Linked DNA regions of Homo sapiens: region 2 is linked to region 1. A link is a loop called in an ENCODE intact Hi-C map of the cell type or tissue named here. Cell type or tissue: gastrocnemius medialis. All regions are shown on one strand. Links, peaks and the distances in the headings refer to the core of each region. The heading gives the core; the rest is flanking DNA.

Region 1 (15,947 bases), core at 5,327-13,326:
ATCAAATGCTTTTTCTCCATTTATTGAGATGATCATGTGATTTTGGTTTTTAATTCTGTTTTTGTGGTGTATCACATCTATTGACTTGCATATGTTAAACCATCCCTGCATCCCTGATATGAAACCCACTTAATCATGGTGGATTATCTGTTTGATATGTTGTTAGATTCAGTTAGCTAGTATTTTGTTAAGGATTTTAGCATCTGTGTTCATCAGGGATATTGGTCTGTAGGTTTTTGTTTGTTTGGTTGGTTATGTCCTCCTTTCCTGGTTTTGGTATTAGGGTGATGCCGGCTTCATAGAATGAATTAGGGAGGGTTCCCTGTTTCTCTGTCTTGTGGAATAGTGTCAATAGGATTGGTACCAATTCTTCTTTGAATGTCTGGTAGAATTCGGCTGTGAATCCGTCTGTCCTTGACTTTTTTTGTTGGTAATTTTTAAACTACCATTTCAATATCACTGCTTGTTGCTGGTCTGTTCAGGGTATCTAATTCTTCCTGATTTAAGCTAGAAGGGTTGTATCTTTCCAGGAATTTATTCATCTCTTCTAGGTTTTCTAGTTTATGTGTGTAAAGGTGTTCATAGTAACCTTGAATGATCTTCTGTATTTCTGTGGTGTCAGTTGTAATATCTCCTGTTTTGTTTCTTATTGAGCTTATTTGGATTTTCTCTCTTCTTTTCTTAGTTAGTCTTGCTAATGGTCTATCAATTTTATTTATCTTTTCAAAGAACTAGCTTTTTGTTTCATTTATTTTTTGTATTTTTTTTCTTTTGTATTATTTTTTTCAATTTCATTTAGTTCTGCTCTGATCCTGGTCATTTCCTTTCTCCTGCTGGGTTTGGGTTTGGTTTGTTCCATTCTTGTTTCTCTAATTCCTTGAGGTGTGACCTTAGATTGTCTGTTTGTGCTCTTTCAGACTTTTTTTCTTTTTCTTTTTCTTTTTTTTTTTTTTTGAGACAGAATCTCTCTCTGTTGCCAGGCCGGAGTGCAGTGGCGTGATCTTGGCTCACTGCAGCCAGCACCTCCTGGGTTCAAGTGATTCTCCTGCCTCAGCCTCCTGAGTAGGTGTGACTACAGGTGCGCACTACTACACCCAGCTAATTTTTGTATTTTTTAGTAGAGACAGGGTTTCACCATGTTTGCCAGGATGGTCTCGACCTCTTGACCTCATGAACCACCGACCTCGGCCTCCCAAAGTGCTGGGATGATGGGCGTGAGCCACTGCGCCCAGCCCAGACTTTTTGATGTAGGCGTTTAGGGCTATGAACTTTTCTCTTAGCATTGCCTTTGCTGTGTCCCAGAGGGTTTGATAGGTTGTGTCACTATTGTCATTCAGTTTGAAGAATGTTTTAATTTCCATCTTGATTTCATTTTTGACCCAGTGATCATTCAGGAGCAGGTTATTTAATTTCCATGTATTTGCATGGTTTTGAGGGTTCCTTTTGGAGTTGATTTCAGGTTTTATTCCACTGTAGTCTGAGAGAGTGCTTGATATAATTTCAACTTTCTTAAATGTATTGAGGCTCGTTTTGTGGCCTCTTCTATGGTCTATCTTGGAGAAAGTTCCATGTGCTGTTGAATAGAATGCATATTCTGCAGTTGTTAGATGGAATGTTCTGTATATGTCTATTAAGTCCATTTGTTCCAGGGTATAGTTTAAATCCATTGTTTGTTTATTGACTTTCTGTCTTGACCTGTTTAGTGCTGTCAGTGGAGTACTGAAGTCCCCCACTCTTGTTGTGTTAAACTGTCTGTCTCATTTCTTAGGTCTATTAGTAATTGTTTTATAAATTTGGGAGCTCCAGTGTTAGTGCATATATGTTTAGGATTGTGGTATTTTCCTGTTGGAAAAGGCCTTTTATCATTATGTAATGTCCCTCTTTTTCTTTTTTAACTGTTGTTCCTTTAAAGTTTGTCTGATATAAGAATAGCCACTCCTCACTTTTGGTGTCCATTTGCCTGAAATGTCTTTTTCCACTCCTTTACCTTAAGTTTGTGCAAGTCCTTATGTGTTAGGTGAGTCTCTTGAAGGCAGCAGATAATTGGTTGGTGAATTCTTATCAATTCTTCAATTCTGTATCTTTAAGTGGAGTATTTAGGCCATTTACATTCAACATTAGTAGTGAGATATGAGGTACCATTCCATTCATCATGCTATTTGTTTCCTGTATATCTTGGTTTTTTGTTTTTGTTTTTTAAATTGCATTTTTGTTTTATAGGTCCTGTGGGATTTATGCTTTAAAGAGGTTCTGTTTTGGGTGTTTCCAGGATTTGTTTCAAGATTTAGAGCTCCTTTTATCAGTTCTTGTAGTGGTGGCTTGGTAGTGGCGAATTCTCTCAGCATTTGTTTTTCGGAAAAAGACTATCTTTTCTTTACATATGAAGCTTAGTTTTGCTGGATACAAAATTTTGGCTGATAATTGTTTTGTTTGAGGAGGCTGAAGATAGGGCCGCAATTCCTTCTAGCTTGTAGGGCTCTGCTGAGAAATCTGCTGTTAATCTGATAGGTTTTCCTTTTTAGGTTACGTAGTACTTTGGTGTCACCACTCTTAAGATTCTTTCCTTTATCTTAACTTTAGATTACCTGATGAGAGTGTGCCTAGGCAGTGATCTTTGTGTGATGAATTTCCCAGATGTTCTTTGTGCTTCTTGTATTTGGATGTCTAGGTCTCTAGCAAGGCTGGGGAAGTTTTCCTCAATTATTCTCCCAAGTATGTTTTCCAAACTTTAAATTTCTCTTCTTCCTCAGGAACACCAATCAATCTTAGGTTTGGTCGTTTAACATAATTCTTGACTCCTTAGAGGCTTTGTTCATATTTTCTTTTTTTTTTCTTTGTCTTTGTTGGATTGGGTTAATTTGAAGACCTTGTCTTTGAGCTCTGAATTTCTTTCTTCTGCTTGTTCAGTTCCATTGCTGAGACTTTCCAGAGCATTTTGCGTTTCTATAAGTGTGTCCATTGTTTCCTGAAGTTTTGATTGTTTTTTATTTATGCTATTTCCTTGAATATTTTTCCCTTCACTTGTATCATTTTTTGGATTTCCTTACATTGGGCTTTGCCTTTCTCTGGTGCCTCCCTGATTAGCTTAATAACTAACCTTCTGAATTCTTTTTCAGGTAAATCAGGGATTTCTTCTTGGTTTGGGTCCATTGCTGATAAGCTAGTGTGATTTTTTGAAGGTATTAAAGAACATTGTTTTGTCATATAACCAGAGTTGGTTTTCTGGTTCCTTCTCATATGGGTAGGCTCTGTCAGAGGAAAGGTCTAGGGCTGAAGGCTGTTAGTCAGATTCTTTTGTCCCACAGGGTGTTCCCTTGATTTAGTACTCTCCCCCTTTTCCTATGGATGTGGCTTCTTGAGAGCCAAGCTGTAGTGATTGTTATCTCTCTTCTGGATCTAGCCGCCCAGCAAGTCCAGGCTCTGGACTGCTACTGGGGGTTGTCTGCACAGCGTCCTGTGATGTGAACCCTCTGTGGGTCTCTCAGCTGTGTATACCAGCACAGTATTTGGGGTGCCTCTTGGGTCCCACAGGAACAGTCCGCTTCCTTCAGGGGGTCTGTGGGTCTTCTCAGGTTTCCTGATTTATTCCTGCAGTTGTTCTGGAGCGAAAATTCTCACTGCAAGCCTCCACACACTGCTCTGTCTGTCCCAAGTTGGAGCTGCAGTCTAGTCCTGCCTCCCGTCCACCATGATCCCCTCAGTCCTCAGAGACTTTTTATTACTCCTAATTCTCTTTTAATTTAGCTTTTACTTGGCTATTGCAGTCTATTAGTACTCACTAAGTCATCCTTATTTTCGACAGTTCTTTACTATGCATGCAAGTCTTTTCTGGTACCAGGCAGTGAGCTCTGTGTCTCCAGCACTTACTGTTCATATTCTTATGATAGGTTGGCATAGGAAAGAGGAGAAGAGAGGCAACCTTTAAGGAGTAAGGAGGAGAGAGTTTGTTAGAGCAATAAATGAATGTTCTTATGGATTCTTGTAGTTTATAAAGTTATTTGGAAGACCAGCTTGAGTTTGCCGCTTACTCTTAGTGGCACTCAAGTGTAGCTGTAAAGACTGGGATCTGTTTTTAAGTGCCTAGAAAACTCTGTGTTTATGGAATCTGCATCTGTTGGTGAAGTTTAGCTCATTCATCTTAGACCTCAAACAGCCCTGAAGAACTTAATGCTTACATCTGGTTAAATTCTCAGTGTGTAGTTTGTACGTTTTTCCACAGCTTTAAGTAATGATAGAGAAGAAAAGAATAGAGAATGAATCTCAGAGAAATGAAAGCAACTTAGGAACAGAAACAGAGAAACAGTAAGAAATGCATTTTTCAGAGACTGGGCCAAAGGATTCATCATGGAGTTTTAACTTCTAGCAGAAAGTTGAGGAAAAGGAATAAGACTCTTTTCTGAACCATACAAAGCCCCGCAGCTCCTGTCTTCTGGCTGACATAGCACCATCTTTACCCATCACACCTGTGGCCTGGAAGGTAGCCTCTCTGTACCTGAATTTCTTCATCTGTAAAATGGGATTAAAAAAATCACTGCCCTCATCTATGTGAGGATCACGTGAAGGCCAAATGAAATTACAAGCCTGAGACATCTTTAAATGTTGAAAGAAGATTACAAACATTGGGTAATCATCCTCTCCTATGTGTATCATTAGACAACCTTGCTTTGGATTATTTGTTTTGTTGGCCATTCTTAGATCAAATCGTAGGTGTTGATCAAGTTTTCTTTGCTCCAGAACTTTGATTACCATATATTGACTCGCCTCCCCCTCTAAAAATAAGTTTCCTAAATCTATTTTCTGTATCTCTGTGTATACCCACTTGCTATCCACTCTTCCTTTGTAAAAAAAAAAACAAAAACAAAATGTCAGTATTCACACTTCACACTTCAACAAGAAAAAGCTTGTTCTCTCTTCTATTAATAAAAGTGCTATTTTCTTGCCTTCAGATTAATACCATTTACTGTTTAGGTTCTTATTGATCTCCTGGCTCCTTTTACCTTAAATCTTTGATTTTTAAGCAGATGCAGGCTAGCATACTTTTTTTAATAGAGTGTAATGTCCATAGCCCTTACCATTCTGCCTTTCCCATTTTTTCCCTTTGTCATTTTTCCAAGGGCATAATACCCTCCTGCTGTATAACACTTGGCTACTCAGGGTACCCCACTATGAGAACAATAGGCTGACCTTTTCCAGTCTACTTCAGAACATCTTTGTTCTGTACCCTGTCTCTGAGGATTTTGCCTCTGGGTCATAATAAGTTTATTAATCTTCAGAGACTTAATCCTCCTTATGAGCTGGTGTATATCCATTTTAATAGGAGTCTTCTGGAGAAAAGACTGTAAGAGAATGAAATTTGCTTAGTTAGTGGAAGTTACCCCACAGAAGGTGGTAAGCACACAGCCCCTGGAAGTGTTTCTGATCAGGAAGTTAAAAGATTCCTGATCCCTTCCAGTTCTGAAAAATTCATGAGTGACTCTAATGGTGGGAGTTTGAAGCACTTTGGTAAGCCAGTTCCAGCGTCTCCGCACACCGTCTGTTTGTGGCTCCATTCACCCTGCCTCCATGATACAGACGATTCTTTCCCAGTAGTTGCCACTAGCCCATCACTAAGACTGTCTAAGAGCATTTTCTTGGCAAACCACCATTCTGCATGAAAGGAGAGTCTAGGATTGGGGAAAGTGGATTCAACAGCTTATACAGCCAGAGTATATTAATTGTGAGCTTTGCACCTTGGTAATAATTATGTATACAATAAACAAAATCACATGGTTGCTAAGCAACACCTTTCCCTCATTCTTGACCCCAGTGGAGGTATGAGATATTCGACCTCTGGACTTAAAAAATCTTAAATTCTGCTCTGCTTGCAGACATGCTTTAGTGGCCCTGGCAGTAGCAGCCTCTTATTTCTGCCCTGTCCTTACCTCCCTTGGCTTGAATCTTGCCTTCCATATCTCCATGAACCCAGCAGCCTGGATGTTCTTTCAGGATAACTAATGTCAGACTAGGTACTCTTCAGGCTCCTGTGGGGGTCCCCTGTGCACTGAAGTCTCACACCAGGAGCAGCTTCACCTAAGCCTAAGGTGGATGCACATCTAGTCTTCCTCTAGAGGAGAGGCTTTTCCTCTGTAGAATGATGAGGGCGCAACAGATCCTGGGTCTAATGTGAATAATAACATATTTATCTCATAACAAAATGTGACTTGTTGAAGAGTTCCACATTTGGGATATGTTTTCTGTGTGTGTAGAAATTGAGATGATTTGGAGACTATTTCTTTGCTAATAGTAACGATTGTATTATTACTTACAGCAGCGGTCCCCAACCTTTTTGGCACCAGGGACTAGCTTTGTGGAAGACAGTTTTTCCATGGATGGGGGTAGAGTGGGGGTAGTTTCAGGATGAAACTGTTCTGCCTCAGATCCTCAGGCATGCGTTAGATAGAGTGCACAACCTAGATCCCTTGCATGCACAGTTCACGATAGGGTTCACTCTCCTATAACAATCTGATGCTGCCACTGATCTGACAGGAGGTGGAGCTCAGGTGGTACTGCTCGCTCACCTGCCCTTCACCTCCTGCTGTGTGGCCCAGTACCTAACAGGCCACGGACTGTTACCTCTCCATGTGTCCATGGCCTGGGACTTGGGGACCTCTTCCTTTCAATTAAAAATAAATTGTCCTTTTACTCTCATGAGAAAGAGAGTTCTTACTAAATTTACCTCCCTTTTCATAGAGAATTTTTTCTCCTTCAGGTTTTTTTTAATTGAAAGGAAGAGCTTTTTATCGAGAAAAATCAATACCTTTTAGGGTACTAAAATTGTTTTATATTCATTTCCAGTCTTTCCTAAGGCTTTGTAATCATTTGTGGTAGCCTCTAATATATAAATAAATTATAGCATTTTACCTTTCATCTTTTACCTGAATTATAACCATTTAAATAGATATGATAGCTGTTTTCTTGAGCAGTCTAGGATTTTCTGGTTCTTCTTGAACCTGGGACTTAATAACATAATAGGCAAAGGAGAGAGAAGGAGATAGGTAGTGGAATATTAACACGAAGTTATTTTCTGCTTAAGGAATGAATGAAGGACATATATTACAACTGTGACATTCAGTCATTTCTTTTTCTTTCTAGAAGGTAGTAAATTTATAAGAGTGGTAAGCCAAGTATAATGGCTCACGCCTGTAATCCCAGCACTTTGGGAGGCTGAGGCAGGTGAATCATTTGAGATCGGAAGGTCAAGACCAGCCTGGCCAACATGGTGAAATTCCATCTCTACTAAAAATACAAAAATTTGCCAGGTGTGGTGGTGGGCACTTGTAATCCCAGCTACTCAGGAGGCTGAGTCAGGAGAATTGCTTAAACCTAGGAGGCAGAGGTTGCAGTGAGCTGAGATTGTGTCACTGCACTCCAGCCTGGGCAACAGAGCATGACTCCGTCTCAAAAAAGAAGAAAGTGGTGGGAAGGGATGCTGTTTGCTTTAACTGTCAGGTTGGAGGAGGGAATCACTTTAAATGGACTTGGAGAAAACATAAATGAATTTCCGTTTTCTTCATTGAACATGTTCTCTTATTTTGTTTCCCCTCTGCCTCTCTCTGAATCTACCCTAGTTGATATATTTTCCTATGCTCCAGTTTTGTTCTCCTGAGGGCTCTTCCATCCACTGTGGCATGAAGGGTAAAAGCCACAAAGATCTTTTCTTTGGCCGTGTCATCTCTTCATTCCCTGTTGGCTTACCCTGTATGTGTTTTCTATTTGCAGGTCTGTGGCTGTCCTCTCTATTGGAAAGCCCCCATGTTCAGGGCTGCAGGGGGAGAGAAGACAGGATTTGTGACAGCACAGTCATTCATTGCCATGTGGAGAAAGTAAGTATGTGAGCAGTCTCTCTGGAGCTAGGCAAAGAATTGTGTGACCCTCATGACATGCTTTCTAAAGGTCACCTATTTTACTCATTTATACATTTTCCCTTTACTCTTTATATCAACAAGGAAAATTCAATGATTTACAACCATTTATACTCACATACAAGTTCTTTGCCACAAGCCTTTATCTAACCTCTTTAAAAAACAGTAAAGCAGATCTGCAGAAATCTTTCTTTAAAAACTATTTGATAGTTTATTAGTTTTACTTGGTTTTTCTTGTTTTTTTTTTTGTTTTTTTTTTTGTTTTTTTTTTTTTGAGACAGAATGTCACTTTTTTGCCCAGGCTAGTGTGCAGAGACCTAATCATAGCTCACTGCAGCCCCAAACTCTTGGGCTCAAGTGATAATCCTACCTCAGCCTCCTAAGTAGCTGGGACTACAGGCAGGCACCACCACACCTGGCTAATTTTTATAGAGACTGGATCTCACTCTGTTGCCCAGGCTGGTCATAAACTCCTGGCCTTAAGCAATCCTCCCAGCTCGGCTGCCCAAAGTGCTGAGATTATAGGTGTGAACCCCACACCCAGCCACTTTTACTTGTTAAATTTGGGTCTCAGGATTTGAATCTGGCAGCAGTGAAATAAGCAAAAAGGAACTCCCCTTTATGGGGGGCAAATCAGATGTGTCACATGGGAAATACATTTTCATTCCCATAGATCCAATTTAGAATTATATATAGTTGATTTGTTAGAAATACTGAATTCTAATAGATTTTAATCATTACCTTTTGAAAGCTCCAGTTAAGGAACTGAAGGACTAGTATATTTATCAAGCTTTTCCTGGATTCTAACATTCTGACAAATTTTCTTGAATTCAAACCCAACATCTTTCTTCTTTATCTCTTTTTTCTCCCTTCTTTCTTCTTTAGGAGTTATTTTTTGGTATATTTATACATCTTAGCTAAGTATCACAGCTTGCCCCTTCTGCCTCTTTTAACTGATCAGCACCCTTGTTATGCATGTTCTTCTCGCCTTTTCTGAGCTAAATATCCTTCCTGGTAAACTATTGGGAAATGCTACTCACCTATTGTTATTATTATTTAACATCAACCTATAATAGCAGCAGATTGAACAGACAGATTCTTTCTAATTTCTTCATTTCAGCTAAAAGCCCTTAATAGGATAATGCTTGAGAATATAGTAGGTGATTAATAAATGTATTCTTATTTTTAAAAATCTAGCAGCAGGTCAAGTTCAAGTTCTTCATACATCACATTAGAACTAAAGAGTCTATGTTGGTGGAGGGTATTCTCATAAGTGAGAACTGAACAATGAGAACACATGGACACAGGGAGGGGAACAGCACACACTGGGGCCTGTTGGGGTGGGGTGAGGGAAGGGAGAGCATTAGGAAAAATAGCTAATGCATATTGGGCTTAATACCTAGGTGATGGGTTGATAGGTGCAGCACACCGCCACAGCACGTGTTTATCTATGTAACAGACGTGCACATCCTGCGCATGTACCTTGGAACTTAAAAATAAAAAAATTTTTTTAAAAAGAGTGTATGTTGGTGGATAGATCATAGCCACCACCACAATAGCTGTATTTTATTCAGATGAATTGTTTAAATTTTATCTGTAAGGAAGACATTTCTGCAAAACGCAAAAAGCGGGGGAAAGACATGAAGTACAAGTCTCCATTTTGGTTAACTGCAGGAAAATTGCTTATGAAGTTATATAGCATGAGCAACTATCCCTGTCTTTTTTTCATCAGAAAAATTCTATGAATAGATAAGTGTGTCTCTAAATTAAAGTGTTATTTTACAGTCAGATATTAAAATGGTTTGAGTGCCCTCTAGTGGAAACTCCTCTTTGAGCTCTTAAAATGTCTTTTAAAAGCCAGGGTGCTTGAAGGGAGCCCCAAGTGTGGCTATTTTGGGAGACTAAGCAGCTAAACATGGTGGTGTGAGTTACCACGTTGACCTTGGAGAAGACGTGTTTAGTTTTGTAATTTTTTTTTTTTGTAACATTTGCATAAAGCAATGTGGGCTCAAGTATAGTATATTAAAACTTTCAAATAAAAAAATTGCTAACAGGTAATTATACAGAATTAAAACATTTTGGAAAATACATATATATGCTGATTTGCTCCAGTAGCTCTACATAATCTTAAAAAAAAAAAGAGTCAAATATAAAAGTCATAAGAATATAGGGAAATGGCCGGGCGTGGTGGCTCACGCCTGTAATCCCAGCACTCTGGGAGGCCAAGGTGGGCAGATCCCGAGGTCAGGAGATCGAGACCATCCTGGCTAACACAGTGAAACCCCATCTCTACTAAAAATGCAAAAAATTAGCCAGGCAAGATGGCGGGCACCTGTAGTCCCAGCTACTCAGGAGGCTGAGGCAGGAGAATCGCGGGAACCCAGGAGGCGGAGCTTGCAGTGAGCCGAGATCGCGCCTCTGCACTCCAGCCTGGGTGACAGAACGAGACTCCATCTCAAAAAAAAACAGAATATAGGGAAATAATTTCTCTCATGTCAGACTGCTCATGGGGTGGAGGCCTCAGTATCTCTCCTCCAAAGGGCTCTGTTCCACTTCCTTTCCCTGTGCCGCTGCCCATTTCATGTCTATACTCTGACATATATTCTTCTTATAGTCAGGACATTTTTAGGAGAAAGACATTGCTCCATAGCATTTCTTTTTGAGGTCCTAGAGTATCAGCTTTTGGGCAGAACTCATCTCAAATGGAATCAATAATATTGCTTCAGCTTTATTATGCTTTACTTTCTTTTACCTTTTCATATCAATGTATCATTTGTCCATTAACAAAATAACATTTTGTCCTAAAAGTTCTGAAAGATGCTAGTTTAGAATAGCTATGCTTACCTTCATTCTTTAGCTTTCATGACTTTTATCATCTTTTCTCCTGCCATAGAGTTGACCAGCCAGTAACACTGGCAGAAAATTGTAATTCACCTTTTCTTTCTATTTCACAGCAAAAGACCATTTCTGATTTCACTTTGTCCTCTCAGAGTAGCTCTCATCTGTCATGTCTCTGCTGTTTTTATATCTTACTATTCTGTTTTATATATATAAGTAGTTCTTTTGAAAGACCTCACTGTTTTTCTATTGTGATCATCCCACCCATTTTCTAATCCTGAGAGGTGGCTCCTATTAGCATCTATTGCGTGAATCTTTTTCTGAAACATGTGTTTATTTAACTTTAGGAGCCTTAAGCATGTTGAGGAATGTTATGGAGAATAAGTATAAAAATCATAGTATAGCTCTAATAAGCACAAATGAAGTATACATCTGTTTGATCAAAAACATTTTCTTATTTTTCTTCCTTAATCACTTGTTGAATGCTAACTATATGCCAGGTATTGTGTCTGGTCTTGAGGGCGGTTGGGATACAAAGAAAGTAAGACAGTTTTATACCCTGTAAGGAGCTTACAGTCTAGTGAAAGAGTTACACCAAGCCATGTGTGCTGGCTTGCACCTGTAATCCTAGCTACTTGGGAGGATCGCTTGAGCCTAGGAGTTTGAGGCTGCAGTAAGCTATGATCATGAGACTGCACCACAGCCTTGACAACAGAATGAGACCCTGTCTCAAAAAAAAAAAAAAAAAAAAAAAAGACAAGGATGTTAAGATGGCCAAGAAGACACAGCCAGGGAGAGCTTCTCTTTCCTACCAAGAGAAACCAAAATATTGAGTAAACCAGCATACTTTGAACAGACCTTTTAAGAGAAAGCACTGAGAGTCAGTGGAGAGATGATGCAGTCACTGAGGCTGAAGAGGGAGGAAACTGAGAACCCTGCATGGGCTCTGAATGGCTCCTAAGGAAGGGGTGAAAGAAGTAACTGCAGAGCAGGCCACTGTCACTGTGGACATCTGGGATTCTAGCTGCAAGAGATCCCACAGCCACCATGGACGTTTGAGTTGGCAGGGAAAACTGCTTGGAGAGCTGGCAGAGACAGAGCTCGAGGCTACACAGAGCCCATGGGGTTTTGCATGGGAACAGCTGCAACAAAACACAACCATAGGCACCTATCCCCCAAGGCTCTCCATATTCCTCTAAGAGGCTCTAACCTTTGTTGACTGCCAGACCTGGAGAGAGCAGGGCTGTCTTTCCCACAGGACCAGGGCGTATCTGATCCATGCACTCCCCTGTCCACCAGCCCCTCCCAGGGCTCCTGTCTGGCTTCTCCCATAGGAGCAGGCACACAGCACAGCCTCCACTCCCCTGCGAGAGCGCTTTTGCCAGTGGCCCCCAGTGGAGCGCTTTTACTGGTGGCCTGGGAGCACCTTGGCTCACCCAGCACAGCTGGTGCTCGACCTCAGGGAGCCAGAGAACTAAGCTACAGGCCTGGTCCCAGGCCCCCAGGGTTAGAGCACACAGTCCAGGAGTGCCAAGCTGAGACTTGTGGTTGGAACTCAAGTGGCGGAAGAGCCCTTACTCTCAGAGCACTGGGAAAAGTGAGGTATGGATTAATGGGCTGGCACAGGAACTGGGCCACAACCTCTACCCAAGGGAGCCTGGCAGTCTGGAACACCTAATAGCCCAGTGATCTGGGTGCAGAAGTCTTGTGACAAACTAGCTGGTTGGGCCAAATTCTGGGCAGTAACCAGGAGACCTGTCAAGGAAGCACAAGCTGGGAAGTTCTCACTGCTATCTGCTGGCCAAAAAAACCTAGGCTGTGGGCACCACACCAGCTGCACGGCCAAGGCAGCATCACCCTACCCAGGGATCCCTCACCCTTGACCTACTGCATGAACAGACCACCCACAGACATACCCCTAACCTGCAGTCTACCTGGTAGCCCTTACTATTAAATGCCATCTCCCAGGTTACAGCTTGAATTACAGCACCAAAAAATTCCAGCATGAATTGCCTGAGAAAACCCAGTACAGGATTCTGGCCACAAATAAAGATCCCATACAGGCCAGGCACAGTGACTCATACCTGTAATCCCAGCACTTTGGGAGGCCGAGGCAGTAAGATTGCATGAGCCTAGGAGTTCAAGACCAGCCTAGGTAACATGGCAAGACTCTGTCTCTACAAAAAAATTAGCCAGGCATGATGGTATGAACCTGTGGTTCCAGCTGCTTGGGAGGCTGAGGCAGGAGGATCACTTGAGCCCAGAAGGTTGAGGCTGCAGTGAGCTGTGTTCACGCCATTGTACTCCAGCCTTGGTGACAGAGCCAGGCTTTGTCTCAAGAAAGACAGAAAACTGTAATCCCAGCACGTTGGGAGGCCGAGGCAGGTGGATCACCTGAGGGTCAGGAGTTTGAGACCAGCCTGGCCAACATGGTGAAACCCCATCTCTACTAAAAATACAAAAAATTAGCCGGGCATAGTGATGGGCACCTATAATCCCAGCTACTCCGGAGGCTGAAGCGGGAGAATCATTTGAACCTGGGAGGCAGAGGTTGCAGTGAGCCGAGGTTGCGCTGTTGCACTCCAGCCTAGGCAACAAGAGTGAAACTCCATCTCAAAAAAAAAAAAAAGAAATCCAGAAGAGATTCCATACAGAGCCTTGGCCCTCTGAAAGCATGCAGAAATAAAGCCAATTGGCTATACTCAGCTTGCACCACAGTCAAACCCTCAAGGGAAATAAAGTAAAAACAAAAAAGCTCCATCCAAAGGACAAAGGACAGCAACATCAAAAGATAAAGGAACACCTGCCCTCACAGATGAGAAGGAACCAGCACAAGAACTCTGACAATTCTAAAACCCAGAGTGTGTTCTTACCTCCAAATGATCTCACTAGCTCCCCAGCAATGGTTGTTAATCAAATTAAAGCAGCTGAAATGACAGAATTCAGAATCTGGATGGTAAGAAAGCTCAATGAAATACAGGAGAAAGTTGAAACTCAATCCAGGGAAAACAGTAAAATGATCCAAGAGTTGAAAGATGACACAGCCATTTTAAGAAAGAACCAAACTGAACTTCTAGAATTGAAAAATTTACTACGGGAATTCCATAATACAACTAGAAGCATTAATAACAACAGATCAATCTGAGGAAAGAGTCTCAGAGCTCAAAGACCACTCCTTTGAATCAATGCAGGCAGACAAAAATAAAAAAGAATTTTAAAAAATGAAAACTCTCAGAAATATGGGATTATGTAAAGAGACCAAACCTATAACTCATTGGCATTCCTGAGAGAGAAGGAGCGAGAGTACGCAACTTGGAAAACGTATGAGGATATAGTCCACGGAAATTTCCCCAGTCTCACTAAAGAGGTGGACATGGCTGAACTCCATGGAGCAGTTTGGAGATTTCTCAAAGAACAGAGTTTACATTTCAATCCAGTAGTTCTATTACTGGGTATATACCCAAAGAAAAATAAGTCATTCTGCCAAAAAGACTTATGCACCCATATGTTCAATGAAGCACTGTTCACAATTGCAAAGACATGGAATCAACATACATGCCCATCAATGGTGGACTGGATAAAGAAAATGTGGTACAGGTACACCATGGACTACTAAGCAGCCGTAAAAAAGAATGAAGTCTTGTTCTTTGTAGCAACATGGATGCAGCTGGAGACCATTATCCTAAGCAAATTCGCAGAAACAGAAAACCAAATACCATATGTTCTCACTTGTAAGTGGGAGCTAAACATCAAGTACACATGGACATAAAGATGAGAACAGGCCGGGCGTGGTGGCTCACGCCTGTAATCCCAGCACTTTCGGAGGCCGAGGTGAGTGGATCACGAGGTCAGGAGATCGATACCATCCTGGCTAACACAGTGAAACCCCGTCTCTACTAAAAATACAAAAAAAAATTTAGGCAGGTGTGGTGGCGGGTGCCTGTAGTCCCAGCTACTTGGGAGGCTGAGGCAGGAGAATGGCGTGAACCCAGAAGGCAGAGCTTGCAGTGAGCTGAGATTGCGCCACTGCACTCCAGCGTAGGCAACAGAGCGAGACTCCGTCTCAAAAAAAAAAAAAAGATGAGAACAGTAGACACTGGGGAATACAAGAAAGGGTAGGGATGGAGGGAGCAAGGGCTGAAAAACTAGCTATTGGTACTATGCTCACTACCTGAGAGATGGATTCGTTCATACTCCAGACCTCTACATCACTGAGTATACCTTTGTAACAAACCCGTACATGTACCCCTGTACCTATAATAAAAGTTGAAAAAAAAAAGTTATTCCAATAAGGTTATGCTATTGTGGAACAGCCATGACAGAAATAATAAGCACATGGAAGGACACAGGAGGCCAGCAAGAGTTCCTGGAAGGTGAAGTAAGGGAAAAGGGTATTGTGGTAAGGACGGTAGCATTTACAAATGCCTGGTGTGAGAAGGCATGGAACATTTGTGCAACCACAAGTGCAGGAATGGTAAGAGAAGGGGACATGAGCAGGTAGGATCAGATTCTGGAGGCCCTTCTATGTCAGGTCAAGAAGCTAGGACTTTAGGCCAGGCGCCGTGGCTCACGCCTGTAATCCCAGCACTTTGGGAAGCCGAGGCAGGCGGATCACAAGGTCAGGAGATCAAGAACATCCTGGCCAACATGGTGAAACCCCCGTCTCTACTAAAAATACAAAAACTAGCCAGGCGTGGTGGCATGCGCCTATAGTCCCAGCTACTCTGGAGGCTGAGGCAGGAGAATTGGTTGAACCCAGGAGGTGGAGGCTGCAGTGAGCTGAGATTGTGCCACTGCACTCCAGCCTGGGTGAAAAGAGCAAAACTCCGTCTCAAAAAAAAAAAAAAAGCTGGGACTTTAGCCTACTTGACAGAAGAATTTTAATTTGGACAATGACGTGATCAAATATGTTACTCAGAAATATCAAGCAACAAACAAGAGCCTAAGCATGGATATTGGCAGTGGGAGACAGAAAGAGGCAAATTTGGTAGAAATGAAACAACATGGTAGTTGATAGGTGTCGGGGTAAAAGGAAGGGAGAAGTTCATGACGACTCCCAAGTTTCTAGCTTGAACCATTGGGTGCTTGGAATACTAGATGAGGTTACTGGAGTCCTGAGGAATGTTTCCTGAAAATGCTTTAGACAGCTGTTCCTTCCTGTTTCCGTTTTACCATCAAGGTCAAGGCCTTATTACTTCATGCTGAGAC
Region 2 (15,947 bases), core at 4,265-12,264, 120 kb before region 1:
TCATTCTTAGGATACATTCATTTCCTCTGCCCTCCGCAGTGCTTTGGCTTCCTCAGTGCTTGGCTGGAGGCAAGAGGGCTGCAGCTGGTCTGGCCTCACAACTGTGTGCAACAACAGCTGTAAAAGGAGAAAGTCCCGCTGCTGCTAGGAGGACTCCTAGAAATTGATGTCCCTCCCCAGAAGTCCCAGTAAACCTCTTCTCACACCTCATTGGCTCAAACTGGCTCAAATGCCCATTTATTACTCAATCCTTGACAAAGGGAATGAGCATCCCATAGGACCAATCAGGCCCAGCTCTGCAAATGAGGGAGGGTCGTCTTCCCTTGAAGCAGTCAGCTGTCAGGGAAAGGTGGAGGAGTGTTGGATGCCTGAATAAAAGTGGGTCTGTTGGGAAGCAGGGAATGGGGAGATGGATGCACTAGGTAGAAAAGCCAGCATCCAGTGCATAGGGGCTGGGTAGAGCAAAATTGCACTTGCATTTTATGGTGCTTATTTGGGTGTTTCCAAGGCCCTCAGAAGGAGAGAAGAGAAAAGGGATGGAGGGAAACTGAGAGAGCCAATTACTCCATAATGTGACACCTCCTGTGACCACAGAAAAATCAAAGCCTTGAATAAATTCTACTCCACCAATTGGTGTAAGCTCTGCACAGCTGAATCCTCAGATGCTCTAGGCCTTATTCACTATACCCCACCCCTACCCCAGCCACCATGGAGCCTGTTTTTCTCAAGGATCCCTGATGGTCCCTGAGGATACTTCCTGCAGGTGGGATGCTTTCTATGTCCTCAAATAAGAACACCTGTTAGGCCAGTGTGATTAGTAAAGGAAGTCCTTTTTAACTCTAATGACATAAACATGCAATTGGATTGATGGGATATTTTTTTAAAAATTTAGAGTGAGGCATGAGGCAAAATTACATGGATTTGGGAGAGACTTAAAGTGAATGTAGGAGACCAAGATGTTATGAGGCACTTAGAAGCAGTAAAATAAACGGCATAATGAAAGTAGAATTTGGTATATAGTATTCTTTCAGGTCTGGGAGCCCACAAGGAAAGAAGCTTTTATAAGAAGTTTTGAAAAGCCAGATAAAATTGTACAAGTGTATCTAATCCAACAGAGATTCTTTCTAAAATAAGAAGTGAAAAATGAGGCTTCCCTAGGGGAAGGATTGAACCTTTCTAATAATATTTGCGTTTTAGTTCACAGGTGCAGAAATTGAAGAGGATCTGGAAAAGGTAGTTAAAATCGCCATGCTGTGCAACAAACAAAACAGATGTGAGGTGACATTTGTCTGAGGAACTTTGTGCCCTACTTCCTCCAGCAAATATGCCACACATCATTTAAATAAACTTTTTTAATGTTTAAAATTCTTTAAGTTTTAGATAGCGTGTCTATGACATGGTGATGTGCACTTATCTGTGTTTGGCAAAGTATGTTAGTCATTTATTCAACAAACATTTCCTAAGCATCTACTTTGTATAACTGCCTTTATATGTGTGTAAGTTTCATGTATAAATATGGTATTATAAATATTTAAAAACCATCTGAATCAAGAACATGTTTTTTCCACCTACACATACCCTTTAAAGTATGTTCACACCAATGCATTGTGATTAGTTTTACCTGCTTGTTTCTTGAATTGTTCACCGAAAAATGGGACATCAAATTGTTTCTAAATTAATTTCAAGGTTTGCAGCAAAATTATAGCTTTTACAGACATCAAAGCAATAGCTCAGAGCAATTGTAAAATAATAAGCAAATAAACTAAACTAGGAAATTAATATGGCTATTTTAATTGAGTGTTCTTGTTCATTATTAAAGAGGATAAATAACATAAATTCTCATGTCAGTCATTTTAACTTATAAAAAAGACTGTGATAATCTTTAGTTTTATTGATCACTTTGATAAACCGGTGTTTCATTATATTACTTGTATTAAAATTTTCTCTACAAAAATTGTAAACCTATTTCCATGTGCTATCTGATCTGTATTTATAAATAGAAATTTGCTAAATTTATGGTACTTTGTAATCTTTCATAAATTGAATTGTTCAAGTTTAATCAACTTAAATTATTTATGGCTATAATTGTATTGAGCAAAAAGTGACTGAAGTTAAGATTTTGAAAAGCTGACCATAAATTAAGCAACATTAGTTTTAAATGGAACTCTTCCATCATGGATTTCATTGTTCAGCCATATAAATAGTACTGATAGAAATTATCCATGGTGAGTATAATCATTTTTATTTAATTATGTTTTACCTTTGTCAATTCACAATGGCCATTCCGCTTTAAATATAATGCATCTGTCTAAAAAAAAATTCTCTGGACAGCTGTGGGTTCAATCATGCAATCTTTATGCTATGTCAACCAGGAGTATTTAATTCATGGAGTTTGGGTGGATACTTGCAACCAAAATAAAATTCTGCTTATTGGGTGCTTGTTGCCAACAAACAAATTTTGCTGCCACACCAACATCTTTAAATGTAGCTCTGGGACTGTGCCATTGGTTTCTGGGAGTGCAATCTGGCAGCAATCAGAACACCTGGAGGAAGAGCACCAGCCAGGGTACCTTAAGAGAATTGAACATTGCAATATGATGGTGGCTGTGGTTGGATTACTTAAGGATTCTGTTTCATTCTCATTTTGACATGTGGTTAGTAAGTGATGAAAGGGGATCAAGGAAGATCTGTTGGATAGAAGAGGTCTGTGCGCTTTCTACTATACACTCCCTTGGTGATGTGTGTGCATGAATTCAGTCCAGGCCATAGGCAACATTAATTGGAGGTCCATCCTTCCTGCCTGTTCATTCCCAATGATCCTAGACCCAGTAGTGGTCTATGTATTGTAGATAACTTTCACTTCCATCTTTCCCCCTTAATTTACACCTTCCCACCTCCCATGACATCTCTTAAATTACCCTCTTCTGTCCCACTCCTCTGATTATTTCTAATTCAGTTGGAAAGTTAAACTTTCTCAGAATTTGGTTGGCAGTGAGGTGTAATGGACAGAGTACAGACTTTGGCTTACTATCAAAAACACCTGGATTTTGACCCCAGGTTATCTAATCTTGGGCAAATTATCTCACTTCTTAATTTCCTCACTGACAAAATGGGGATAATAATAATATGTGGGGATAATAATATACCACCAGACTGTATAAAGGAGACTCCATGCTTCAGTCACACTGGCTCTCACTCCCGCCCCCTGACATCTTGCTCCTCTGTCACCTTGCTGAAACAGGGAGACTTTTCCCAGTTTGTTGCTTGTCTCTTAAGGTTGCATATGGTGACTTTTTGACACTTGGATTTTTTTACAGTAAAAAATGAAACCAGAAAAAAATAATAAGATAAATATGTAATGGATTTCAGAATGTGGAAGTCTTTTTAAAGCATAAAAGCATTGGAAATTACTTTTATATAATCCCTGCCCTAATGAAGCTTATATTCTAGCTATTCTCACTTGTCTATTTTTCCAAATAAACTTTAGAATAATTTTGCTGTCGTCACCCTTTAAAATCCTATTAGTACCTTTGACTAGGATCATATTAAATTTAAGTGGCAAAGTGATGCATGCTGGCATTAAGGCCTTTATCAGAAAAGTAAAAGCTTTTCTAGAAACCCCTAGCAAATTTCTGCTTATCTAGCATTGCCCAAAACAGTCACACACATGACTCCCCTTCCCTGAAAAGGAGGCTGCAGGATGATGTTTAACTTCTAAATGGCAGAATGGAGGTGGGAGAAGGGAGATAAAGATGGCTGCTGAGTGAGCCCACCTGCAGAGTTTATATGAAAGACGGCACCAGAGGCAGGAGCAATTTCCATGAGCACCTTTGCAAGATGGGTCACAAGGAGCATTGCTGTTTGCCGAGAAGGTCACTCTTTGTCCCTCTTTACTGCAGGCAGCTAAGCAACTTTGACATGCTAAGGACTTGGAAAAACTACCAGGGGTAGTGTCTGTGCCTTGCAGATCAAAAAAGTCTGGAGCAGCCATCAGAGCAGTGGTCTTATGGAGGCCTCTCTCAAATGCCCATAGGTGTTGCATCTTTTGGCAAATGCTATAGGTTGCCTATCCAACCAGCCATGTCCCATTCTTCATAGCTAACAGAATCACAGTTTTGTTCTGGTAGCAACAGTCACAGCAGCCACGGATGAATCATGTTTGATCATTCGTGGCAGTTGCAACTCCCTTTGGCCAGTGATTGGTCTAGAGATGGGCAACATGGCCCAGCTTTGGCCAATGAGATGGAAGGGGAAGTCTGCTGGGGGTGGGAGGGGTTCTAGAAAAATATTGTTTTGCCTAATACAAAGACACATCCTTGTGAGAAAACCTGTTTCTCCCTGCCCACTTTTCCTGCTTTGAGCATGGTAATATGTAGACATTATGCTTGGAGCTGTAGTTCTTCCAACTTGCATCTACAAGGCTAAGGACAAAAAGCAATTTTTCCAGGTTAGCAGAATGGAAACATAGAAAGAGCCTAGGTCCTTGATGATTTTGTTGATTGAGCCAATGTATCACACCTGGAACTGCCTACCTCTGGACTAAATATAAGAGACAATTAAATGTCTTTATTATTTAAATCACTTTTGGTGGAGTTGTTTATTACTTGCAACTAAAAGCATTTCTAACTGATATAGCCCTTAAAAAGGAGAGCAGAGGAGAGCCACGTGAGTCGGCTGATTCTTGAGTAAAGACCTGGGAGGGAGAAGATGTCAATAGAAGCTAATGAACAAGAAAAATCTAGGTATTCATATGAACATGACCCTTCCATACCCAAAGGCAGTAAGGCCTAGAGACAATCAAGTTATATCTATAGAGTAATTTGAGAAGAAATGACGTGTTTATACAATACATGCTTCCCTTTTAGGAAGACAGTGTAATTTCTGCATTATTTAAATCTCTTCTATCCCCTCATTCTCTGACATTTTTTGTCATATGTGCCTAACCTATTTCTTGTTAGGTTTATTCCTAGAGATTTTATGTTTGGGGCTGTTGCCTCTCTCAAGATGTCAGGGTTCCCTGGGGATCTGTCTTCTGCCCTTTTTGCACCCTATAATTGCCCTAAATGACAGCACCTCTTCCTCCCACCCCACCCGAAACCCTACTTCAAACTGCTACTTCTCCATTCTGGGCAAATACACTTAACGTCCTACGAACGTAGTCTTTTCTTGGACTGTTTTTTTGGAGGTCACCCAACCCTGATTGACAGAAAAAGGTAACATTTGGAATCCAGTGAGCTTGAGGTTAAAATATGTCATGTCAGCAATTGCTAAACAACAGTACATCAGATTAGGTCAAGAATTTGTGAAATGTTTGTGCCAAGTGAAATGTCAAAGCACAAAGTGTGTGAAGGGAAAAAAATCCCTGTGCCACTCAAAATGTCATTCTGTCCTGCAGCAAGTAATTTATTCCTTTCTGTCATTGCTGTTCTTGTTTTACATGTATTAATGCTGCCTCTAAATAATTGAAATTAATAGTGGCATTATCAATGGTTTGGAGTAAAAAACTAAAGAGCTAATTTAGAATCACTCAGTCAATTTGGGCTCATTTTGAAGATGGAAATTATTGACCCAAACTTAAAAATAAACCCTTACCTGATTGTCCAAAGCATTTATACTGCAGCCATTATTTATTCTGTTAATTTTTGTAATGTATATAAAGAAGGCACAGAAGAAGATAGTAGAGAATGAACTTTTTTTCTTTAATGCTGTATCTGAGGAATTACAAACAAGATAGAAATGCTATAAATAGGATTAGTAGATCCAGGTAGGCTTCAACAAATGGAATGCCAGTGGCTTGTTGAGTCAATTATGAAGCAAAACCTCATAATGTTTGTCCCCATTTTCCCACTGGTTTTAATTTCTAAATTGGCAGAGCTTTCCAGAACATGGCTCTTCTCCATGCCATTTGCTTTCTCTGAGAGCAGCTTTCTGCTGCACAGTCATGGCCAAACAGTAGGGAACTGGTCCTGCTCTTCATGCTAGAGCTGCCTGGTTAATAAACCAAAATGCTTCTCTGTAGGCATCAGGGCCAGGACTACGGTGAGGCGAGCAAATGCCTGGAGCAAAACATTTAAGGAGGCACTCACTCTCAGGTGCTTCCTTAAATGCTGCACCCTGTGCAGCTCACGTGGCTCACCATAGTCCTGGCCCTGGCAGGCATTACTGCTGTCCTTGGAATTGAAGAAAGGAACTTGGAAGTAAAGAAAGACTCTATAAATCTTCTGACAATAAAAGCTGTGTTCCTACCCAATTATTAGAAATTTTACATTCCAAATTCAAAGAGTAATAGAACCACATATTGCTAAAAATCGAAGAAACTTCCCCAAAAGGAGCCCAATTAATGACTCAGAATGGGCTCAACAGCTTGAAAGAACTATGTGGGACCACCAGGTTCTAGAGTTTAGGATCCAATTTTCAGGTTTGGATCTCAACTTTATCAGAGACTTGGTCAAACTGAGCAAAACTGGACAAGGAAATTAAAAATCACTCATAAACCCAATTTACTAAATTAGAATTGTAGATATTTTCCAGTGGCAATACCCTCTTGTTTAATCTTGAGCCACCCCTCCTCAGAGTTAGGGCACCTGGAACAAAGTATTGTCATCAAATGTCTGCAGGTGAACAACAAAAGAACAGTGGGGGGTGTATGGCAGGGTATTCCATCCAGGCCCGAAAAGTCCTGCCTCACCCCAGAATACTCACCTCTGTGTATCCATTCATCCAACAAGTATGAATTGTGCAGGTACCATGTATTCAGCAAACTCCGTCAGGTCGACCTTCAAAAGAAATCTCAGTCCAGTACTTCACGCCACCTGCACAGTAATCATCTAATTCAGGCACCATCTTCTCATGCCTAGAGAAATGGAACAGGCCCCTAACTGGTCTCCCTGTTTCCACCTACTGTTCATTCTTCAGCCAGCAGTCAGTCTGATCCTTCTAAAATGTAAGTCAGATTACGATGCACCTCTGCTCAAAACCCTCTACTGGCTCTCTTCCTGTCGGAAAAAAATTTCCAAATTCCGTTTTTTGGCTGCAAGGCCTATGAATCTCACCCCAGCTCCCTCCGTGATTTCATTTCCCACCACTTATGCACCTCACTCATTGCACTCTGGCTACAGAGGTTCATCCTGCTCCTGGGACATGCCCCAAGCATGCTTCTGCCTCAAAATCTCTGCACATATTCCTTCTGCTTGAATAATTTATTCCCAGATCTCTGCATGGCTCCCTCTCCTTAATGCTTAAGTATCTATGCTTAAATGTCAGCTTAGAAGTTTCCATAACCACACTATCTAAAACAGCAGCCTTTTAACACTTTCTGTTATTTTCTGATGTATTTTTCTTTAGCCGTCTAACAAGTTTTCTGTCTCCTCCCAATGGAAGGTAAGCTTCACAAAATGTTACTTGTTTTTTGTTTTATTTGTTTTTTGTTTTTGTTTGTTTGTTTTGTTTTATTTTCATTGCTATATCCCCAGCACCTAGAACACTGCCTGGAACATGGTAAATGCTCCAAATCTATTTTAAAATATTTGTTGAAATAAGAATGAATACATGCAGGTTATGTATAATTCTGGTCACTAGAGGGTAGTATTCTTTGGTGACTCAGGACTTATCCTTGGCCTGGACAAAATAGCCTTTCAAGACTCTCTCCCTTTGCTTTCTGAAGGACTCAATGAAGTACGTGAGAGAAACAGAAGGATAAAGGTAAAACCAAGCTTTTTAGCATGAGCAAATGGAAGAATAGAGTTCTATTTACTGAACCAGGGACAACTATGGGAGGAGCAGATTTAGGGGCTGAAAATCAACAGTTCATTTTGGATATAATAAGTTCAAGATGCCTCATATATATGCAGGTGGAGATGTATAGTAGGCAATGGGACATGAGTCTGTGGTTCAGAGGAGAGGCCCAGGTAGAGTATATAAATTTGGCAGCATGTGGGAAATATTCAAATTCATGGATTGTATGCAATCCCCTGGGGGTAAGTGTAGACAGAGTAGAATTCTGAGGTCTAAACCCTGGGGCACTCCAGCATTTAGAATTGAGGGGATGAGAAAACACCAGTGAAGGGCACTATAAAGGGGAGGAGAGGGAAAAGTGGTAGTTGAAGGAGGATAGGAGTCTAGGAGAAATCTTCTAAATATGAGAAATGTTAGTATATTCAATGCAGTGGAAATGATCTGGCGAAGCGGGGGAAATTAATGATGCAGGAGAGAAGGACAACTCCAAGAGCAAGTTTCTAGAGTGGGAGAGAGGGGCTGGATGCAGAGTAGAGTCTTGGATAGAAGCACAGACAGTTTGCCCATCATCGCATGAGGAAAGGCAGAATCTCTGAGCACAAATGCCAGAAGGTAGGTAGATGTGGTGGTAGGAGCTTGTGGAAGTTCTTTTCTGGTTGCTTGTGTTTTCCTCAGTGAAATAATGGATTGGAGGTTTCAGTGAGATGGGAGAATCGCAGGGAATCAGATGTTCAGAGGAATGTATTGGGTAGAGGTGAGGAAGTAGGATGTTGAAAAGTGATGTAGAATGTTTGGGGGGATAGTGTAATTATCGAAGTGACTGGGCTGAGGGTATGGCCATAGAAGTGGTGATTGAGGTGGGAATGAGACAACACTACAGAGGTGACTGGCCAGGATATTGATGGATGGTTCTTTCTGATATAACCTTGGGCTGATACATGTGTGAGTAACATTAGCTACTGTTCCCTGAGAGCCTCCTAGGTGCCAGAAAATTCATGCAATTCTCTCCTTCAATCCTTACAACTCTACCACAACCCCAAAAATTGGAGATTATTATCCTCTGTTTCACCAAATATGAAAAAACATTCATTAAGTAGCTCAGGGTAGTACAGCAACATGGATGCAGCATTCACACTCAGGTCTTCTGACCCCTAAGCCGTGTCCTTGCCCTTGGCCTGCACCATACATCTCCAAGTGCACCACCTGCAAGCTTTAGTTCATGGCCACAAGTTACATGTGAATTTCGCCAGGGCCACGAAGTCTTAAGTCTCAACTTTTGTTGTTTGAGCCTCAGCCAAAAGACAGATCCAGAGACTGCCTGCTTCAGTCTCCTGAGAGAATAAGCCTTTTTTAACTCATCTAGGTTAGTGTCACCTTGAGCACTGGAAACTAATATAAGAAGGCAAGTCTAACCATCATAGTTTTTTTGGATTTGTTTGCCTCAGGCCAGGCCAATAAAGTCACCCACGGAGGCAAACAAACCCAAACAGACTGTGGTGGTTAGACAAAGACCTTTGTCTTACTATATAACAGGAGACGCTTAGAAAATTCTGTAGCCCAGAGCAAGGGACTTCTTGGTCATTCACAATGTGGTAACCCCTCTTCCATCTGGAAAAATAGCAAGGCCTGATACCCAGTCACTGATATTTCTAAAATGTTCTACTGCAAGGCCAGGGCTTCCTATTCCCAGGAGATAATTTATACAAGTGATATGTAAAGATATTAGAGATGGCTGGGCACAGTAGCTCACACCTGTAATCCCAGCACTTTGAGAGGCCAAGGCAGGAGGATCACTTGAGGCCAGGACTTCAAGGTCAGCCTGGGCAATATAGCGAGACCCCCATCCCTACAAATAATTTAAAAATTAGCCCAGGAGTTCAACACCTGAAGTGATCTATGATCCAGCTTAGGCAACAGAGCAAGACCTGGTCTCTAAGGGGGAAAAAAAAATACAGACATGAAAGTTTCCACAAAATTCACATATTTCTTGCTGCAGTTGGGAGAAATTTGCATGTTTTTTGCTTTGTAATAATTCTACTAGAGAGTGGAGAAATCCTACCTCTCAGTGCTGCAAATGAGAAAAAAAGAACAGTGTAATTGGAGGCCATCATTGCTAATCATCTAGACCAGAACCAGTCTGGTTCTATTGGACTGGCTCTAGTCCGATAGAACTTTCTGCATTAAAAGAAATGTTCTATACCTGTGCCTTCCAATTCAGCAGCCGTTAGCCACACATGGATACTGAACACTTAAAATGTAGCTAATGCAAATAAGAAACTAAAATTTCAATTTTATTTAATTTAAATTTAAGTCATATGTGGCCAGTGGCTGCCATATTGGACTAGGTAGCTCTAGATTATAAAACAGAAGGCCAGCCCTTTGAACACAGTGACCAAGTTTTTCCACAGAACCTTGCCGTAAAGACCCTTACTTGGTCAGCTCCTCCTAAGAAAAGACATCTCCACTGCTCACTCCTTTTCAAATAAAAGATAGAAAGCCCATGTGATCATTTTCTATTACTGCAACCAAGTACCACAAACCTTGAAGGTTAAACCAACACATATTTATTATCTCACAGTTTCTATAGGCCAGAGGTCCATGTACAGTGTAGCTCAATTGGGTTCTCTGCTTAGGGTCTCACAAAGTCCAAGACAAGGTGCCAGCAGGGCTGTGTTCCTTTCTGGATCTCCAGGGAGGAATCCACTTCCAAGCTCATGCAGGTTGTTGGCAGAATTCTGTTCCTTGTGGGTTGTGGGACTGAGGCCTGTGTTTCTTTGCTGACTGTCAGCTGGGGGCTGCCCTTAGTTCCCAGACGCCTGTCTCTGGTCCTTGCACATGGCCCCTGTTTCTCAGATGCAACAGCACATCAACTCCTTCTCATGCTTGGAATCTCTCTGATGTCCTACTCTGGCCTTAGCTAGGAGAAAGCTCTGCTGTTAAGGGTTCACATAATTCCCTGGGACCCACTCAAATAATATCTCTATTTTGAGATCAGTTGATTAGTAACCTTAATTACATATGTAAAGTCTCATTTGCCAATTAACATAACATAACCACAGGAGTAACACCAGGGGGCAAAAGTTTTGGGGCCAAAATTCTGCCTATCACAACCTAATAGCACAGAATGGAGAAACTAGTGAGGTTACAGTTGGTCATTACTTAGTGCCTTCTTGAGTAGAAAATAAAGTGAGCTTGTTGGAAAACAAAATAATTTTTTTTTTTTTTTTTTTTGGACAGTGGCTCACGCCTGTAATCCCAGCACTTTGGGAGGCCAAGGCAGGTGAATTGCTTGAGCCCAGGAGCTCGACACCAGCTTGGGCAATGTGATGAAACCCTGTCTCTACAAAAAATGAAATAAAAATTAACTGGGCATGGTGTTGCATGCCTATAGTCCCAGCTACCTGGGAAGCTGAGGTGGGAGGATCAACTGAGCCAGGGAGGTTGAGGCCACAGTGAGTCATGATTATGCCACTGAACTCCAGCCTGGGCAACAGAGTGAGACTGTCTCAAAAAAATAAAAAATATTTTGACTATTTTCTTTTAGAGTCCCAAGCCATTTGTCTCGCTTCATTATTAAAACAAACTGGCAAAGTGGTGCCCATCCCCAATCTCTGTCAAGGATCCCCAAATATTTCAGGTTACACTCCTTGGAGGGTCTTAATCTTCGGGATAACTTCCAGCAAAGGCACAAGAGCTGTTACATCACTTTGGAGATCTTTCTCATCACAGGAAAATCTACCAGCAAGCACTCTTTCCCGGTTTCGCCAGTGCTGAGTTAGATATTAAGTCATGAGAAGGACAACCTGGCCTAGAGGCTGTTAATTAATAAACAAACCTCATATGCAAACTAAGCTACTCAGCTCCAGTTAGCAAATTCCGATAAGAAAATGAAGTGAGTGGAAAAGTACTTCCTGCTAATTAGGTGAAAGGAGACACTGAGTTTTCAAGTTCTGAACAAAGAGCTGTTTTGTGTCTGTCTTCCTCCTGGAGAGATGGGAAGAAGGTATCTTTGGGCCAAGAGTTCCAAGAGAGAGCTGAGAGAGGATCAGGCTGTTACCTGAAAGAGTGAATAAAGGACAAGCTGATGCATTTTCCAAGAGTGAGTGTACATGTGGTCTGAGAAGTCTCATGAGAGAAATCAGCTCAGAGGGCCACAGTGTTGAGAACCAACCAGCGGTTTCAGAAGGTCGCCATTCTACTCCAGGACTGCGGAAGCTGTCAACTTCATTCCCTCCACCACCTCTGCCCATTGTATCAGGAGCCACTTAAAATGAACTTGCAGGTCAAGCCCTATTACAGACTCTGGAAGCCAACTATCTTTGACAGGGGTAATGAAAATAGAGAGAAAAATCTTCTACCCAGCTGGCTCCACAATTTCTGTTAGAGGAGAAACTATCTTGTTTAGGAAAATACCTTGAAAAGCTAGGTGGGAAGAAAGAGTGAGCCCAAGGACTGAGGTTGACAGGAGTTAACAAAGAAGCAGCTAAATTTCTCTGCTTAGAAAATGTAAAGGGACTTAGAGTAGGAGTGGGAAAGAGGAAGGAGATGGAGGAGAGAGGAGATTAGGAAAGAGAGAGTTCACACAGTGGGAATCTGGAGTCTGGGAGCTGGCAGAAATGATATAGGGGACTTTTAAGAACAGGGCTGTCTGATATTAACTCTACATCATCCATTGTCCAGTACTGATCTGTAGCTCCCACCAGCAGTTAAAGTTCTACAACATGCTGCTAAATGCCGTGAGTGATGCTTTAGGAGGAAACCAAGGAGAAGGAGCCCTTGATTTGATCCACAATGGGGTGGGAAAGAACTCAGCCAAAGTTGGAAATCATCGCAGGAATGACTAGGAAACTGTTAGCCCACAGGACTATGCATAATGTGGGAGGGCACTGTACTTCCCCAGGATGGGGCTTGAGTCAATCTTCACAGATACTAAGAGTCAGGGTGACCCCAACTGACATCTGAGTTGCATAAAGATTAGATTAGCCACTCAATGATTGAGCATTACATCTATCTTGTTGCTTTTTCTATCTTGATTTAATATCATGGTTTTCCCAAAACCCGAATGTGCGGTTTTTATCCCGTGCACCATCCCCCACCTCCCCTCCCCCCACCGCCCACCTCTTGGACTAAGTTTCTAGCTTCACATCTAAATCCCTCGTGACTGGCCACCTGACTGCTACAGGTTTCGTTGAGATGTGGTCACCCTGACAATAGAGCGCAGGTGTCAGCAGACCCATTGCCGTGATGATGAAGATTCTTAGGAGCAGCTTTATTATATGATCATCAGGTCAAGCTAGTTTGGCCAAGAAGTTTAGGGGCTGAATTCTTAACCCTCCTAATGCTGAGGACTCTACGGATGAGACCCAATGCTTCCGGGAAGACACCAAGGGATGAGAGTATGTTACCAACATAAGGAAAAGTTTGGTTAATTTATCAGAGCCCTTGTGTAGATGCACTTCACAGAAGGCCTGAGAACATGTACAATTCTCCTCCTTTCAACTAAGTTCTAACAATTCTACCCTCCTCACTTGAGACTGGCTCATGCTACGGCACAAAATAACCTCCCAGCCATGTTGCATTCATCTGGAGGCCTGGGCAGAAGCCTATCACTGCTGACCAGCCCATAAGGGTGGGCAGCACCTAGCTTCAAATACTGCTGACAACCTCTCTGTGTGGGCTTACACACCCCTTATGCCTGGGGCCCATGCTTTACCTATCTCTCTACTCTGACATACTTTGCCTCCAGCCTAAATGCTAGCCATTCCAATGGCCTATCTTTTCCTGTTACCATCACCTCCAACCTCCCCTTAGCTCATCCTCCTTCTTCTTCCTCTCCTACAACTCAACCCCTTCTGCTGGCCCTCTGGAGCCCTCATCCATTGGTAAATGCCTTTTCTTACAATGGAAATCTTTCCCCCTTTGGTCTCCTTTCTCCTCCTGCCTTAACTGAAACACGATCCTTGCTGAAGCACATTGCCTTTCCTGCAACCCCCTGGAAGTGAGGACGTTGATTAGCATCTTAGTGCTATTTAGGGGAACTGACATATTTACTCTTCTGGCTCCATATTACCATATTCAAACTCTTACTCTTCATTGGCTAGAAAAGCCCTTTACCCTGTTTTGTGGCCATTGGTATCTATTCTTCTCTTCGTCATTCACTCCACATTCACTAGACCTCCAACAAGCTTTCTTCCTCAAATCCTGCAAAGATTTCTGGTAGCCACTAGCCACTTCCTCTCCTACAGCTTTATATTAAATGTGATTATTACCCAGATCTATTTCAACTCTGCCAACCTAAACTCTGATGTCACACCAAAAACCATTACCAGTCCATTTTCCAGTTCTCTCTTTTAAAGAAAACAAACAAAAACAATTACTCTTTGACCTCATTTAGAGTGCTAATCCATGGATCCCTTTATGTGATCTTGCTCTATCTCCCATCTGCCTTCACTGTCTCACCTACTGAGACCCTATGTGCTATCCATCAAACCAGTATTTTACCACTATCTTTTATTGATCCTTTCAGATATAGAAACACCTGAGAATAGGTAAGTTCACCTATAAATGAAACACTAAAAACAATGAACAGTGTTCTATGTAAAAGAAACACTAATGACAATCTTAAGGTTTTCTACCAGGGTCTGGCTAATATTTAATGACTAATAAGTCTGAACAAAACGACATCAGGTGCCTATAGATAAACTTTGCTTGGATTTAGATAGAGCCAAAGATGTACATCACTTCCCAGTTGGATTTTGAGCAGTACTGGAACAGTGGAACTTAGAGAATCCTATTCAGAAACTACTTTTTTTGAGACAGGATCTCACTCTGTCATCCAGGCTGGAGTGCAGTGTCTCAATCACTGCTCATTGCAGCCTTGACCTCTCGAGCTCAAGTGATTCTCCCACCTCAGCCTCCTCTCTGTGCCTGCTGCAGCAACACCTGCCCCAGCTACTGGTGGAACAGAGACAAATATCTGGGGCCTGCAGTTCTTATACAGGCCTATCACTGGATGATTGACTCCAGAGAAGACTTCACAGAAGAGTACCTGGCCAAGCTGCAGGACCCACTCTCTCTGTACCACTGCCACACCATCATGAACTACACAAGGACTTGTCCCACAGGTCTGAATCCAGGGAAGGCTACTGCGGAAATCAAGAAAATGTTGGTAACCTATAAGGAGAAGAAAGTTTCAGCTTAATTGTTCCCATGCTAAACATGACTTGTAACCAGTTCAGAGCTGAACATAATTTAGATCTAATTTGAGTTCCTTTAAAGTTCTTGATTTTCCATGAATACAACATGTATAATAAAAATTTTAAAAAATAAATAGATGTTATTCTACTTTATTAACAACAACAATAAAAATACTAACCTTCAAATAAACTCTGTGCAGGAAGATTTCACCTGGACAAGCAGGCCTTACTCTTCAGGTGGCAGGCACCATTGCCCTCTTCCTTCTCCCCTATAAGCCATGGCTCTTTGGAGTTGAGTTCCAGAATCTTATAAGAAGACAACTGTCAAAGTTTGCATCTGGCAAAGGGTTAGGAAAATGGTTGCTAGGAATTGTAGTAAGGAATAGGAATGTAGGGCAAAAAAAAAAAAAAAGCCAGAGATTGGGGAAAAGGATCAACAATAAAAGACAAAAATCTAAGTCAAGTGTAACAGACTTATCTCATTTACAGGCCAGGGACTAAGGAGCCATAAGAAGGGCACACTCAAAGAACCGGAGAAAACACGGTGAGGGGACACTGGGTAGAAGAGTTTCACTGAGGCACGAGGGAAATGGAAGCATGGGCCCACCTCAGGAAACAGGGCTGGCAGGATGAAGGCATGAAGCAGACTCCATCCACCTGCCTGACATGCAAGAACAAGGCTTTCCATCCCTCCACACCACCTGGTGCCAGTGACTTGGGCACCCAGGCACAAGAGGGCTTGAGAAGAATTAGTCCCCTCCCTGATAGGGGATGGCTACAGGGAACCTGGCATCTCCACCTGCAGGTTTAAATGCAGCCAAATACTTATACCCAAATCCCACTGATATGTGAGACTAAACCTGTTGATCTGCCAGTCTCTCCTTGGAAGGGGTGGCATTCACAGGAACAGCTTTGATGGTACATTGAGGTAAAGACTAATAATACTTAATTCATCCATTGATCTTTTACTGAAAATATGATATTATGTATAAGTGAAACACAAAGGCAGCTTCAGCC

What was found. Hi-C counts contacts between places; a loop is a spot of excess contacts. Peaks named below come from ENCODE experiments on the same cell type or tissue, not always from the same donor. Only the 100,000 strongest peaks of a DNase experiment are listed, where the experiment ranks them.
Region 2: a loop joins it to region 1, with 7 times the contacts of the local background. A loop is called at or near these places in 94 of 110 quality-filtered maps.

The regions. Positions count from the first base shown.
Region 1 is chr3:136,033,101-136,049,047 of GRCh38, forward strand. PPP2R3A (protein phosphatase 2 regulatory subunit B''alpha) reads left to right here. Exons shown (of 14, transcript NM_002718.5): 4 at 7,759-7,862. Among named protein-coding and RNA genes, the nearest start is that of PPP2R3A, 75 kb to the left of the region's middle. In gastrocnemius medialis, for the core only: a CTCF peak has its summit at 9,726 (motif pointing left); no DNase peak of the experiment used is centred there; H3K27ac peaks cover 1,041 bases.
Region 2 is chr3:135,911,240-135,927,186 of GRCh38, forward strand. It overlaps the pseudogene SDHBP1. Among named protein-coding and RNA genes, the nearest start is that of PPP2R3A, 47 kb to the right of the region's middle. In gastrocnemius medialis, for the core only: a CTCF peak has its summit at 7,555 (motif pointing right); a DNase peak (open chromatin) is centred at 6,112; H3K27ac peaks cover 798 bases.